Linked DNA regions of Homo sapiens: region 2 is linked to region 1. Evidence: chromatin loops called from intact Hi-C (ENCODE). Cell type or tissue: HepG2. All regions are shown on one strand. Links, peaks and the distances in the headings refer to the core of each region. The heading gives the core; the rest is flanking DNA.

What was found. A loop is a pair of places that touch in the nucleus more often than their neighbours do. Peaks named below come from ENCODE experiments on the same cell type or tissue, not always from the same donor. Only the 100,000 strongest peaks of a DNase experiment are listed, where the experiment ranks them.
Region 2: it touches region 1 in a loop (5-fold over the local background); 5 of 110 quality-filtered maps call a loop at or near these places.

The regions. Positions count from the first base shown.
Region 1 is chr10:4,845,040-4,853,395 of GRCh38, reverse strand. AKR1E2 (aldo-keto reductase family 1 member E2) reads right to left here. Exons shown (of 10, transcript NM_001040177.3): 9 at 6,166-6,248; 10 at 5,334-5,908. The coding sequence ends at 5,866. Among named protein-coding and RNA genes, the nearest start is that of AKR1E2, 23 kb to the right of the region's middle. RefSeq lists an enhancer at 3,405-3,699. In HepG2, for the core only: a CTCF peak has its summit at 3,535 (motif pointing left); a DNase peak (open chromatin) is centred at 3,545.
Region 2 is chr10:4,965,042-4,972,496 of GRCh38, reverse strand. AKR1C1 (aldo-keto reductase family 1 member C1) reads right to left here. Exons shown (of 9, transcript NM_001353.6): 2 at 6,416-6,583; 3 at 5,454-5,570; 4 at 4,111-4,188; 5 at 3,553-3,675; 6 at 187-296. It overlaps LOC124902365 (a long non-coding RNA gene), which reads left to right. Exons shown (of 3, transcript XR_007062038.1): 1 at 1-98; 2 at 468-577; 3 at 2,099-2,684. Among named protein-coding and RNA genes, the nearest start is that of AKR1C1, 5.4 kb to the right of the region's middle. In HepG2, for the core only: no CTCF peak of the experiment used is centred there; no DNase peak of the experiment used is centred there; H3K4me3 peaks cover 558 bases.

The sequences.
Region 1 (8,356 bases), core at 2,527-5,026:
ACTGTGTGTCCAGTCTAATGTATCAAAGAAATACAATTATCTGAAAAAGCTCTAAATATGCCTCCTTTTTCCAACTACTAATTTATGAGGCTGGGGTTTTTTCATGAAGTTTAGCCAAGACATTTTGATTGAATGCAGACTCAGATATGAAATCTACAAAGCCAGACTTATTAAATAAGTTTGCAAACATATAAAACAACGCCAATCTTGTAAATATTTTTCTTTTGCCTTGGGGAATATATTATGAGAGTTTGGCTCTGGTTACTATATGCTACAATAGTTTTTAGGGGCTTACTTTCCCCATTGCTTTGTAAATGATTCTAACTCCTAATTGAATTCAATTTCTTTGTTTCTTCTAGTAACATCTATCCCACTCTGATCATTTCCTGAGGTTTCCTAAATGTTCTTTTGTCTTAAGACATAGCCCCACAACCTCTTTTATCTCTTCAGCTTTAAAATATCCCTCAAGGTCACAGACACACACAGAAGGAAGACCATGTGAGGACACAGAAGGAAAAGTCCTGGAGAGAGGCCTCAGAAGAAACCAAATCTGTTAACACCTTGACCCTAGACTTCTAGCCTCTAAAACTGTGAGAAAATGGATTTCTGCCGTGTAAGCCAAAAAAAAGAATAAAATATTTTTAGAACAAAAACAACAAAATAAAATGAAAATAAAAAAGCAGCAGCAATTCCAGCAGACCTTGCCAATCCATCTCTGTTGTATTTTCTGCTTGCAAACTGTCCTAACCTGCTTCAGCGTAAATTCATTAGACACCAGGTGGGGTGGCACAGTGGTGAAGGTCTGTCCCTGCAGCTGTCACAACTCAATCCCACTTAATCTAACTTAATTTCAGAGATTCTCTTCCTTTGGGTAGTCTCTAGCTAACGGTATTCTCCTTCCATTGATGGAGCTATTTCTGTCTTATTATTTTACAAGAATTAATCGCACCACAGTTTCTGTTGTTGCCCAGCATTTGTTCAGGGCCCTTTGTGCCTGCAGAATCTTCTTCACTAATGAGGGCCGTGATCTATCTTGACAAGAGAAGGAGCCTTTTTCATGCTCTTCAGCTCTTTGAGAATTTTCCACTTCCCCCTAGAGATGCTGATTTTTCTAGCCAAGAAATTGCTGTTTCCGTATCTCCTTCTGATTTAAATATACCGCCTCTGTTTAAAATCAGGGCTGGAAGTAAATTAAGCATATAATGGCTTGAACTCGTGTGACTCACCAATCCAGTCTCACAGTAATTGTTTTTCAATGATTTCCCAGGTGAAGTAATGCTGGTCACCATTGGAATAGAGTTTTGCAGGTTTAATGAGCTCTTCTGTTTCTTTCATCCAAATACTCGTCAATACTGCCAAGAAATGTTTGATTTTCCACTGGCGTCACATGGAACGGAGCTGTGTGTTCAAAGGGTCTGGCACTGTCACTGGGCCACATGCCAGTCCTGTGGGGTGGAATGTGTCCTATCTTCTCGGGAATCAACACCAAAAGTCTCACCCTCTTATTTACATAGTTTAAAAAGATTAATTCCAAGAGAAAGAGTACCTAGTTAACTGTTTCCCACATGGTATGTAATTAAAAGCCCAGCCTCTGAAGCCAGATTTCCCGAGTCAAATTCTACTTACATCACTTTACTAGCTGGGTATTTGCGGGTAATTTACTTAACTTCTCTATTCCTTGGTTATTTCATTTATAAAACAGAAATAATGGTAAATCCTACCTTTCTGTGAAGATTCAGTTAAAACCTGTAACATACTTATAGAATAGTACCTGGCACACAGAAAGCATCGAGTTAGTACTAGCTAATGTTAGGGAGGGATTGGTGTTGGAGCATGGATATAATTCTAAGTGGCAGAGGCGATACGTGACAGAAGTGCACATTAAAAATTGTAGTTTTCCTTGTTCTCCATGTGTTCAAAGTACCAGAAACCAGTTGGTGAAGACAGGCTTCCAGTCCAGCTCTAGCCTCCTAGTGAGGACTGCCAGGCTATGGAAACTGGGCCTAGAGTCACGCCCATTAGCCCTCTCTGCCCAGAGCAGAATCCAACCGGGAGTGACAATGACCACAGTATGGTGGATGTCACATCATCTAATGTTGCTAACCTAGGTCTGGATAGTTGATTTGCCCCAGTGTATGGATACGTAAAAGAATTCAGTCCTGTGAAAATATGCTGCATAACAAGAAAAAGGAACACAATGAAGACACAGGGTCTTGATCAATTTCATGATATAAAATGAAAATGTGCCCAAACCCAGCCAGAGCTGGTCGCATCACATGTCACTGTTCTGTGATCGCCTCCACATGCGTGCCTCTCCCATTTCAACTTGGGTGTTTAAGGGCAAGACCAAGTCTCCCTCATCTTTATAACTAAGGAATAACAATAAAGAAAGCTTGTTGGAGAGCTGGGGTTGAGCTTGAAGCATTGTTTTAGACACATAAAGTTTAAGGTGCATATTAGATGTCTGTGTGAAGAAAAGGAGAAATGGAAGAAAGAGAAAAGATGGAGAAATAAACGTGCTAAAATGCGAATTTTATCATTGATTAAAGTTGGGAACTAATAAATAGTGTCTAAATGCACAGTTCCAAGATTGTGCACATAGTCACCCTGCGGCACCCACAGTGAACTCATAGGAATGCCATGGGGGATTTCACCAAAGACATACAAATGGCCAATAAGCACATGAAAAGATGCTCAGATCATTAGGCAGTAAGGAATTGTAATGAAATCCACAATGAGACACCATTGAACACCCACTAAAACAGCTGTAACAACAACAGGGGCAGACCAAAACTAATGCTGGCGAGGGTGTGGAGAAACCGGAACCTCGCACATTGCTGATGCGACTGTAAGCCTGTGCACTTTGGGAAACAGTTGGCAGTTTCTCAAAACAATCAAACATAAACTGCCATCAGTCAGCGAGGCCCTGCCATCCTCCCCAAGGTCTCTTGCTCCTTGATGCCCATTTGATGCCCATCCACACCTCCCGAATCTGTTTCCAGCTTTTTAAGCCTTTGATTACCACTTATCCTTGGATTTTCCATTCAAATAAAATACGAAAGTGCCAATGAGGAGAAGCAGCTACTGAAACGAGTATCTGAGTATCTCCCAGTCTTAAAGTCAGGAGAGATGCCCACAATCATTTGACGCAGAGGGTCCCTTAAGGGCACACGTTTACACCTCCTCTGTGGACCTTGGTCTCCAGGCCCCAGAGTGGGGAAGAACTTACACAGAAGTCACATTCCCTAGAGAAAAGCAGGGAACCAAAGAAGGGGAGGGCTTGTCAGCTCCACTCAGAATGAACAGACAAGAGGGGCCGGGTTATCAATTACCATCTGAAAAGGGAACTGGGAAATACTGCTCAAGAACGAGGCTGCGTAACTTCTGTGAAACTTTTTAAGCTTTGCAGTTGCCCAGTGTTTGCCTATTTTTGCTATCCATTGTTTCCTTCCTCACTGTGATTGTACAAAGTTGAAGAGGTCTTAAAATCAAAGACAGTAAAAGGCTGCCATCTCCTGTTAAGAGCCGCAGATGCACTGGACCATTAAGTGCTTCCCAGCGCCACCTGGTGGCCAGCTTCACTCAGTTTTCATGCCGGCTGGAAGTAAATCCATGAAATGCAAATAACGTAGTGGATCCTCATTGGCCAGCTATCGTGAGACACCTGACGTATTACTGTTAACCAACTCACGCTACTGTGCAATGGAGCGCTGAGACTCATTCCTCCCAACTGCAACTGTGTCCTTGCTGACCAACCTCTCCTCATCAGCCATCCACCCCTGCCCTCCCCAGCCTCTGGTAACCACCATTCTACTCTCTACTTTTAAGGTCAATGAACAATGGTTTAAGTATAAGTGACAAGGAAAATTCACAAAATAGCAGTTAGATTTTTGACTCTGTGGGAGATAAAATACAAGTCACACACCTACACACGCATGTGTTCACAAGAGTGCTACATGCAGATGACTGTGTCACCTGCTGCATGGCACTATGCCACTGAATCCTAACACCTCTAGGTAGACAGTGACAAAGAGTTTAAAGGTTTAAAAGGTTAAGTAATTTGCACAAAGTCACACAGCTAATGAATGATAAGGAGTCACGAACATGGAAAAATTAAAGGTCCATGGTGGTGGACAGGGCCTGATCGTAGGAAGGTCAAGAGACTCTCCCATTTCCTCAGTCCTTTGTAAACAGTCTTCTGATTAAACTCTCCCTGGAAATTTGGTCAAACCATGACACCCCACCCTCAATCCTACCCCCACTAGGGCGAGGCTCCCATGAAGCTCTTGCACCAGTCATGTCTTTTCGTTTTGGTGACACCCGCAGCAAAGTCCTCTCTTGAGGCCAAGCTAGAAGGTTTCTACACATCCCTGCACATCTGGAAGGCTGGGCAGGGAGGTGGATGAGAAACTGAGGAATGAGGCAATGGCAATGATACTGGTCGCAGTAACAATGCATTCTTCCTAGAACATAACTTGGGCCAGATGCTGTCTCCACAACCGGGAGGTGCTGCAATTCCTCCACTGAGTGGACAAGGACACTGAAGGCTGGGAGGTGAGGCAGTCTGCTCAGGATCACAGAGCTAGAAAAGCACAACTTTTATCTGCAGAACCCACACCTCTGACTCAGCTGGCCTGCTTGTGATAGAGTGAAAATGGGAAGTGATGTGGAGGGGAACTGTCCCCAAACAGTCCCCTTCAGCCACTGGGCAACACCTCCATATCTTCCCTGAACCTGATGCAGAGGGAGGAGGAAATGAGAGGCTTGTTTGGAGGCTGATGTGGGGGACACAAGAAGCGGGAAGAGACCATGGAGTAGACATCAATTTCTTTCTGGCTTAACTCATTTTGAATAGGAGCCAAGGGCCTGTGAGTTGAGAAGTTATATCCCTGGAGATCCGGTATGAATCCCAGGGCACAGGAGCTAGGCCAGATTCACTGAGCAGACAGCAAAGACAGGGATCATGGCGTCTGGACCACAGGAAGTCCATTAACCCACACCCTCTACCAACGCCTGGGCGTGAACACCATGCTCTGCAGGGCCTCCTTCTGATACATGAATCTAAACAGGCTGAATGAGCAGATGTGAGAAAGTGAGCTGTATTTCATCTCCGCTATGGGGGTTCCCCAGGTATAATCTGACTTATCAGAAGACCGTATTAAAAACTAGTATTTAGGAATTAACCAGCTACTTGGGGGGCTGAGGCAGGAGGATCACTTAAGCCCAGGAGGCGGAGGTTGCAGTGAGCTGAGATCACTTGACTATACTCCAGCCTGGGTGACATAGTGAGACTCTGTCTCAAAAAAAAAAAAAAAAAGAAATTAAAATTCAGATTTTTAAGGAAGAAAAAAGCCTCTTTATTGAACTGAAACAGTGTCCCAGACTTATCCCATTTTCCTTCTCACTGGGGGAAGGGAAGGACTCTGCTTTAGAATAACCTGGGGGTCACTGGCAGGGCACAGAAGGAAGTGTAGGTGACGCGGGCTGGCCTGGGGCACAATGGGTGGAGCTGCGCAATGGGGCAGAGACACATTACACTGTTTCCTCAGCTCTGTAGATGGCTTAAATAACTCCATAAGATAAAGTTTTCTTAAAATGTGAAGGCAAATTTCACTGATGACTCATCAGTGTATTTGTTCAGAGTAGAGGCCACACAGGCTGTCTTGGAGAAACCCCATTGCCTTCACTTAGAACACACTCAATTCTCCAGATTTGTCAGAGAAGGTGGCTCTTACATCCCCCTCTGACTGTGTGGCTCCTGTCCCAGGCACAGCTGCCCTGGCGCTGTGATGACAGAGGAGGGTCAACATTGCCAATAGTGTCTGTGCATCTGGGCTGAGCAGAAACAAGGAAGGGGAAGCGTCCTCAGTATTCTATGTGGAAAGGATAGTCTTTGTGATTTTTAGTTCTGAAAAACAGAAAAACAAATCAAAAATAGGAACAAAGAATGATTATTTTTTAAGAGAAACATTTTAAATGGTATATACTTTTAAACTCCCCAGTGCATGAAATTAGCTTCATTCAGTGGCTCATCTTCAAACAGGAAAGAATTATAATGAGAAAGTTTAATTAATCTAAAATGTGTATGATAAATACCTATTCAGACACCAATCATTCAATCTGTATATTCTTCCCTCTGTTTTAAAAAGAAGGAGCCATATTTACATGGGGAACATGGCCAGTCGGAGATTCCTGTTTAGGCTGAGGATGTTATCCATATCGTGCTGTGTTAATTCAAAATCAAACACCTGGAACCAAAACACAATGTTTGTAGAAAACTTAGTTTAATTCACATTTAATGGAGCACATGTTACCTACATAGCACAGTGCTAGACCTGCAAGGGACACAAAGATGTAAAACAAACACTTCATCAGACACTTGGAACTTCCCTGAATCACAGCCTGGATTCCCCAAATGCCCTTTGATTTTGATCATGTGACTGGTGTTGGCTTGGCCTTGGCTACATTTAGGAAGCCTTGGACAGATGGAAATATATACTGCACTCATCTTAGTGGAATAAAGGACATATGGGAATTGTTAAAAGTTATAGCGGCTGGGCGCGGTGGTTCACGCCTGTAATCCCAGCACTTTGGGAGGCCAAGATGGGCAGACCACGAGGTCAGGAGTTTGAGACCAGCCTGGCCAATATGGTGAAACCCCATCTCTACTAAAAATTTAAAAATTAGCCGGACATGGTGGCATATGCCTCTAGTCCCAGCTATTCAGGAGGCTGAGGCAGGAGAACCGCTTGAACCCAGGAGGTGGAGGTTGCAGTGAGCCGAGATCGCACCACTGCACTCCAGCTTGGATGACAGAGTGAGACTCCATCTCAAAAAAAAAAAAAAGGATGGCACAGAATTTTTCCCACTGACTCTGCTACCCCTCAAAACCCCAACAAAACAATTTGTTCCATACACCTGCCAACTAGGGACCCACTTGGCCCTGGGACTATGAACTCTAACAGTACCCATATCACAGAGTACATTTTCTGAGTGATCCATTTTTCTTCCTTGAAAATAGTATTCTTCTCAGCCCTTCCCTCCCCTTTTGTTGTCCCCACACACTGAGGAACAGGACCCATGGCCACAGCATCAGCATCCACCCCGGCCTGGCAGAGTGGCTGTCTTGCGGCGGGAGGAGGGGTGCACTGAGTGATTCCAATGCAAGGACCTGGAGCACCCCAGGCTCTTCCCCACAAGAGCCTTCCCCTCCTGAGGGCAGGAGAAAGTAGCCTCAGCGTGTCATCTGGAGGTAGTGGGGAGTGCTGGGGCCGGGGTAGGCGGATTCTTGGGTTTAAGGGGAACAGCAAGCAGTTCTAGAAGACTCCTTATAAAGGGTAGGCAGCCTTGCAGCAGCAGTTCTGAGCGGCACTGGGGCCACAGGGGGCGGGCCGGGGCAGCCCCCTGCACTGGATGCCTTTCTCCTCCCTGGTGAGTCTTGTGGACCTGGCTCCCACCTCCTCCTGACAGCATAAGCACTTCCTCCGGCCCCTCCTAACCCGCCGCTGCTGTCTGTCCTCAGCCATCAGATCACTTCGGCTTTGGCCCTCAGGTCTCACGTCAGCCTGGTCCTGTCTCACTGCCTGAGGATGGCATTTCCCCTCAGTGTGTAGCAGACCTAACAGAGGAATGGGGGCATCTCAGCTGGGCCCAAGGTCCCCGTGTCACATTCACTTTTGCTAGGCCATGGGGATCCCGGGCATTGAGAGCCACGACGGCAGAAGGGCAGAACTGGGGCGATGTGGCCCCCTGCCACCTGCTGAGCTGCTCACTCGGTGGCTCCTCCCATGGGAGGGTCAGATAATCTTCCCCAGCCTATGTCCTCCCAGGGGCAATCCTAGCTGCCCTGCAGGGCACAGAGGGCACCTTAGGCCAGGCCCCCATTGAGGGGTGACAGCATGCTGGCAGCCCCCATTGAGGGGTGACAGCATGCTGGCAGCCCTCACAACCCTCACTAGCTCTCCGGGCCTCCTCTGCCTGGGCTCCCACTTTGGCGGCACTTGAGGAGCCCTTCAGCCCACCGTTGCACTGTGGGAGCCCCTTCCTGGGCTGGCCGAGGCCGGAGTCGGCTCCCTCAGCTTGCGGGGAGGTGTGGAGGGAGAGACGCCGGTGGGAATCGGGGCTGCGCGTGGTGCTTGCAGGCCAGCACGAATTCCGGGTGGGTGTGGGCTTGGTGGGCCCGGCACTCGGAGCGGCTGGCAAGCCCTGCTGGCCCTGGGCAATGAGGGGCTTAGCACTCGGGCCAGCGGCTGAGGAGGGCGTGCTAGGTCCCCCAGCAGTGCTGGCCCACCGGCGCTGCGCTCCATTTCTCGCCAGGCCTTAGCTGCCTCCCCGCAGGGCAGGGCTCGGGACCTGC
Region 2 (7,455 bases), core at 3,479-5,978, 120 kb before region 1:
TGCACCGGAGCTTCTCAAGCGAGGCCCCCGAACAGCAGCCTCAACATCACCTGGGATCTCGTCAGAAATGCAAATTCTTCCCTCACCCCAAGTCAGCTGTGAGTGAACTCCAGGAAACAGCATGATCTGATTAAATTTTTTTTATCAAACCGGTGTTTTAGGTAAACTTCCTGTATCTCTTATTACCATGGTTCTTCTCGGTGGGATCCCAGAGCACTATAGGCAACCAGAACAATGTCTTTTGACTTGCAGAAATCCAGCAGTTTTCTCTGGTTGAAGTAAGGATGACATTCCACCTGCAGACGAGCAAGATGGAAAAGCATCAGATAATCCAAAAGTTACACTAATATTAAAATCACCAAAGTAAAAGAAGCTGAATAATGTAGAGCATTAAATTTGAACTGAGAATATTATTGTCAAAAATGATCTTTTTCATAAAAATAAATTTTATGCCCCTCTCTCCTAAGAAAATAGAAATGCTATTTCTGAGCACAAGCAACTCCATGAACCCTATCCTGGTTTCTCAATAACTCCGACCACTAGAACGAGACACGGCCAATTTCAGAGCTGGGATGAGGTAAGATTCTTTGAGCCTTGGGCATCAAATCGTGCCAGAAATCAAGAATTTGGTCAAAGACTCATGAGGGCAGGTCTGAAAGACAAAAGAACTAGTTTCCTAATTAATACCAAAAATGCATACATGTATATGTATGTTTTCTAATTGATCTGACATATAATATATATATCATATATGCCATCTATGATATATATCTATATAGATGAACTAGAAAATATACATACACACATAAATACTGATAATTTTCACAGTCTTTCATTACTTTTCCTTTTTGTATGATGGATTTGTATGTTGATATCTCAAATGTCACCAGTGGGTTCCCTATGAAACAAGTGCTTTTGTCTTTTACACTTGCCCTCATGAGTCTTTGATCACATTCTTCTTTCATATATATTTTATATATATATATATATAATATATATATGCTGAGTAGATGTGAGCATTAAAAAATGAGTAAAATAAATTAAAAATCATAACACAAGAATCCGTGAGTCTGTAGTAATTAGTGCGACAATGAGAAAAAGAACAACAATCTTTGTCTACTCTGATGGTGGTCATTACAGTAATTACGTTCACAGTACATTGCTAATTGAAGGAAGAAGTTCACCTTTACCCTCACTTAGAGGAATAGTAGTTTATTATTTTTACTTGGTGAGAAATCATTTTTAATTAAATGTCAGGTAAGAATAGTTAAACAAGTGGTTAAAATTGTAAATGATTATGTAAAAACCCCAAGGAAATAACAAATAAGAAATAACAAAGAAGAAAACAGAAATGCAGTAGAAAAAAGTTCAAATCACTGATGTATACTCAATCATATGTGAAAATTTGTCATGGGAATATGACTTCTTCTGTTGAGAATTATCCCCCAGCAGATTACTAGTAATTGTTAAAGAGAAAACATGAGTTAAAAACAACAGATCTGACCACTGTTAGCTTAACCAAGTTTTTTTTTTTTTATTATACTTTAAGTTCGAGGGTACATGTGCACATTGTGCAGGTTAGTTACATATGTATACATGTGCCATGTTGGTACGCTGCACCTACTAACTCGTCATCTAGCATTAGGTATATCTCCCAGTGCTATCCCTCCCCCCTCCCCCCACCCCACAACAGTCCCCAGAGTGTGATATTCCCCTTCCTGTATCCATGTGATCTCATTGTTCAATTCCCACCTATGAGTGAGAATATGCGGTGTTTGGTTTTTTGTTCTTGCGATAGTTTACTGACAATGATGATTTCCAGTTTCATCCATGTCCCTACAAAGGATATGAACTCATCATTTTTTATGGCTGCATAGTATTCCATGGTGTATATGTGCCACATTTTCTTAATCCAGTCTATCATTGTTGGAGCTTAACCAAGTTTTTAAAACTACCTTCACCACTAGTGGGGCATTCTGTGATTGTATGCAGTCTAGTGTGGTGCAATTTGAAAAACACAGCATGATAAAAATATTTTCTTGCCCCAAAGGTTTAAGTCAATGTAATAAAACACTCTCATCTAACTTCTAATTTACAGAAACCTTCAACAACTGGGAAAAACAAGTTAACTGATATCAAAATACAACAATATAAAAACAATTGAATTCTGGTTAAAAAAAGAAGAGCTACAAAAGATATTTTGATTAAGCAAGGAAAAATTCAAATATGGACTGGATACCAAATGACATGAGGGCACTATAGATGATGTTCTTAGATACAGTAATGACACTGGAACTGGGAGAATATCTTCATTCCTGTGACATGCTTTGAGAGGTCTCTAGGGGTCAATTGTCATCTTTACAATTTACCTTGAAGAGGTTCTAGAAACATTATATGTATTTATGCAGATATACTCCATATAACATTGCAAAATGTTAGTAATTTTGAATATAAATGGTAACATGGGTCTCCAGTATTATTTTTATCAAATTTTTGGAAAGTGTGAAAATGGCCATATTAAAAAATTGGGGAACTACTAGTATTAAAACCACATTAATTTCTCAATGCTTTTATTAAATTATCACAGCACCGTATCATTATACCAAATTCACTAATTTTATACATATGTATTTCCACTGTAGATCTTCACTGATTGACTCTAAGTTTTAAAACATAAAATAAAACAAAAAAATGTAATTTACTGGGAAAAGTGTAGTAACTTTAATGCTGAAATGTGTGTAACATTTGGGGACAGTCAATTTGATCAAGGAGGCCTGGAATCACCAGTCAGGACTCAAGGAAAAGATGGAATTATCTCTAGGCTACAAAAGGAACACATAGAGAATAGATGTGTTTAAGCAGCTGATTGCATGACAGACTCCAAAGAAGAGCAGCCAACTAGGAGCGGGGGCAGTCATAGGTCAGCTCCATGTTCTGCTGAACCTTCCTCAGTGTGGATTTCATCCACTGTGAACAGATATCTCCCATAAACAGGTTATTTTCTCTTTCTACCATGGATGACCTTCATTGTCTGCAGATAATTTTTAGTGTATCTATGCCCTTGGTCAAGAAGTGTGAAAGCAGAGACACCAAGAGGCACTGAGACATCCGAAGCCCATGTGAATCCCTAGTATTTCTCTTCTCTTGCTCTCACTCTCTCCTTATGTACTGTTCATTCCATCTCTTCACGGCTTCATATCTATGCACAGTTCCCTCCAAATCACCTTCACCCATCCATTCTCTGGTCATCTTTCATAGCTTAGGGGTAAGTCCACCTTTCCCTGAGTCTAATTGACAATCCTTGGCCTCCTTGATTGAATTGACCTCCCATAAATATAACACACAATTCAGCATCAAAGTTACAACACCTTTTCTAAGACTTTTCTAAGCCGGGTACAAGTAAGATCCCTCTATGCCCTTCGAGACAGAGTCTTTGCTCTCTAGAATCTTCTCTTTTACAAAGATAAGTGGGACTAAATGAATGGATACTTGGCAATAGGACAGAAAGAGGGGCATGAAGAACAGAAAGGAGAGGAGGCTGAGGGTGCTCACCTGGTTGCAGACAGGCTTGTACTTGAGCCCTGGCTTGTTGAGGATCATCTCCAGCTGCCTGCGGTTGAAGTTGGACACCCCGATGGACTTGGCCAATCCTGCATCTTTACACTTCTCCACGGCCTGGGAAAAAGGAATTGTGAGGTGTGGAAGATCAAGATAAATGTGACACAGAACTGTGAAAGTAACAACTGTCTAGATATGACAATAAAACTAGCTAGCCGTGGTTCTTAAAAGGGAAAAAATAAAACAGAAAATTGGGGAAGAAGATAGTGATTGCAAGAGTAAGTATTTCTGTTTCCTCCTTGGGAAACTGGAGAGATTAGTGAAAAGGCAAGGAAATAAATCCCAGTCCTCCTTACCCCCAATTCTTCTCCTCCACTTCTCTCTTTTGTATGCCTGTCATTTCTTTTTCCTCACTGCTCACAAAAACTACCTTTGTAAAGTTCCTAAGTTTTTGATCCAATGGTGCATTTTCCATACTTGTACTAAGAAGATAGGAAACAGATGTATCCTACCTCATCTTTCTTATCCGTTCTCTCACCTCCAAACACTCACCTCCCATGTGGCACAGAGATCCACTGTGTCAAATAGTATTTTTCCATTTTCATCTTTTGGGATCACTTCCTCACCTGGCTGAAGTAGAAGCAGTCAGTTTAGTGATGTCACAAGTCAATTTCTCCACACATAGCCATGCTCTGAGGTACATTTAAGGACACTAATCCTCCATGAGGTAGGTGATGCAGTGCTCCAGAGAGTGGTATGTACAGAGTGTACTACATATGAAGGTATAAGGAATGTCTTCAGGTGACAGGCTCCCTCTAATCTCTTACAACTATTACATGTATAAATAAATACCTCTTTCTGGTTCCTAATGGAGTGTCATCATTGACTTTCATTGACTTTCTTCTGCTCCTATAATTTTCTCTGTGGCAATACCTCTCTTCAACTGCAAAAGATCTTGATATCCAGATATAATGGATTGTACTTTTTACCCAGGTGCCACTATCAGAGTTCTTTATCTCCCTGAACATATGATGTTCCATGCACAGGACCATGAACCAATCATGGTCAATGGAGGTGTTTTCAAGGCTAGTTTGGAAATTAGGAGATGCACAGGAGCTCACGGTAATGAACATGGGCCTGACAGTGCTCCAAAGCCATAAATGCCACCAACGAAAAAGGTTGGAACAAATACTTAAAAAGCCTTTTGTAATAAAGCAGAGATAAGGGTGGAGAAAGGATATATTTTTAGAGTTTTTATCAAATTCTTAATGTAGCCCTGGCTTTGATTTCCCATTATCATATCTAATATACCCTTTTGCATTAACTAGCCTGACTAGTTTTCAGTACCTTAAGACAAAAGTTATGAATGACCCAAGAATTCATGGCTAAGCAAAAATAAAACCTCCAGTGTGAAAAGAGAGGAAGCAGAAGCAACAAGGTTTCCCATGAAGGTCTGTAGTTTAAGACACTCCCGGACTGAGTTCTCGCCCCTTAAAAAGAGGCAAGAAGATGGAAACTCATTGTGCACCCTATGTGCAGCAGGTTTTCTGGACACCACAGCTTCATGAAACTCTGTGTCTGTGAACATCCCAAGAGGTGAAATCAGGAATCATAACTAAGACCTTGTGCCTTCAAGGAGATGACTATCATTTCCTCAAGTTTTTGAGGCAGAGGCTTTGAGAGTTCTGCACTTTCTTTTCTTATAGACATGCAATCACGGAAGTATGGATTCAAAATGTATCCCATAGAAAGGAATTAGGAGTTAGATTTAGGATTCTTCTTCTATGTTATAATCCCTATGTCCTCCTAAGAAAATGCTTAGTTCAAATATCCATAAAAACAATATTTATGCTGAGAACAAAAGTGAAATTAATTTGATCACACAAGCTGCCTACCTTTACAGACACTGGAAAATGAATAAGGTAGAGGTCAACATAATCCAATTGAAGATTTTTCAGTGACCTTTCCAAGGCTGGTCGGACCAACTCTGGTCGATGGGAATTGCACCAAAGCTGCAGAGGTTAGAGAAAGGAAGTTGTGTAATGAAAACTTGAGCCAATTTTACTAGTTTGCTCCACCTAATATTTAGACATTTTCTACTACTTCAAAACTAATGACCACAGGCAAAATTATTCTCTCTCTTCTTGTGATGCCTTTTGTTCTGCCATATCATGATGAACTTTATAATATGTTGGATATATAGTTAGTACATATATTGAATGAAAGAGTGAAATTACTCAAAAGGTAAAAGTTGTTATCAAATCATAAGCATACCCATTATCTGAATTATCTTTGGTAAGTTTTACAACTCATGTTAGTAGTGTAATTATTTCATCTATTCAGCCCAATGGGCAAGATTAAGTATCTTTGTGGTTTAGAAACTGAGGAAGCAAACAGAGTTTTTAATATGTCAACTTGGGCTGGACACAATTTGAGATAATGTAGGCGTTATTCTTTAATACTCACAGAGCTTGCTTATATTGCTTTCTCTCTCTATGATCAACATAATAATGGAAACTGAGAATCATAACAAGTGTAAGAAACTCACCCAGGAGGTAAGAAATAATATAATATGATTAGGATTTTTTCTGATTCTATAGTCTATGTTAAACCATATTGATCTGTGCTGAGCTCAAAAAGTAAAGGCACTTTGAAGGCATGAATTGGAACACTGCAAAGATGAGAAAGCCATCTTCACTTCCTGCCTTTGATATTAGTTTTAATACATGAGTAAGTGTGAATAAATCGTAATAAATAAGCACAATTCACCCTATACTATGGATCCAGTCATAGAACTGCCACCTCCACACAATCACAATAAATACATGTGCACACAAGCTCATCATAGGCACAGTACCTTTGAAGTGTAGAATATGTCTTCTCTCTTCACACTGCCATCTGCAATCTTGCTTCGGATGGCCAGTCCAACCTGCTCCTCATTATTGTATAAATGAGCAGAATCAATATGGCGGAAGCCAGCTTCAATTGCCAATTTGGTGGCCTCTAAAGCTTTACTTTTAGGAACCTGGGGGAGTAACCATAGGTAGTATTTTCTGACTAATGTGCCTGAGAGTTAGTTCAGGCACAAGTAGCGACGTTCACAAAAATCAGCTTTTCCTCCTTTCTTGGATGAGTTCTGTATGTAGAATCATGAGCCCATCCCAGTCTCCCTGGGTCTTTCCCAGTTAGTAATAAAGGTTGGGCACAGCAGGAACTTCTGCAGTCCCAGAAAAATCACTGCTTGACCACTAGTTTGGAAGTGTCCCCAAAACAATTTCAGGTTCAGTCATTTTTTGGAAAAATTAACAGGATGCAACCTATAGTTATAGATATAATCTTAATTATTTTTAGTATGGTAAAATTAACACAAGGAATGGCCAGGCGTGGCGGCTCACACCTGTAATCCCAGCACTTTGGGAGGCCGAGCTGGGCGGATCATGAGATCAGGAGATCAAGGCCATCCTGGTTAACAACTCCATCTCTACTAAAAATAGAAAAAATTAGCCGGGCATGGTGGCAGGCGCCTGTAGTCCCAGCTACTGGGGAGGCTGGGGCAGGAGAATGACGTGAACCCAGGAGGCGGAGCTTGCAGTGAGCTGAGGTCGCACCACTGCACTCCAGCCTGGACGACAAAGCGAGACTCCATCTCAGAAAAACAAAACAAAAACCAAACAAACAAAAAAAGAAATTAACACGAGGAAATAGCCACATGGAAGGAAATATGAAGGAATACAGTGTAAGCTCCTGTGATTCCTCTCCCACCATATTGCACAGAATGCACTGACTTTACCCGGAATCATATTTTGTCAATGTATGTGAACTGTTGTCTACAAGAGATGCTCTCTACATACTCCATTACTAAGATTTTGTCTGGGACTGGTTACATTGACTCACTCT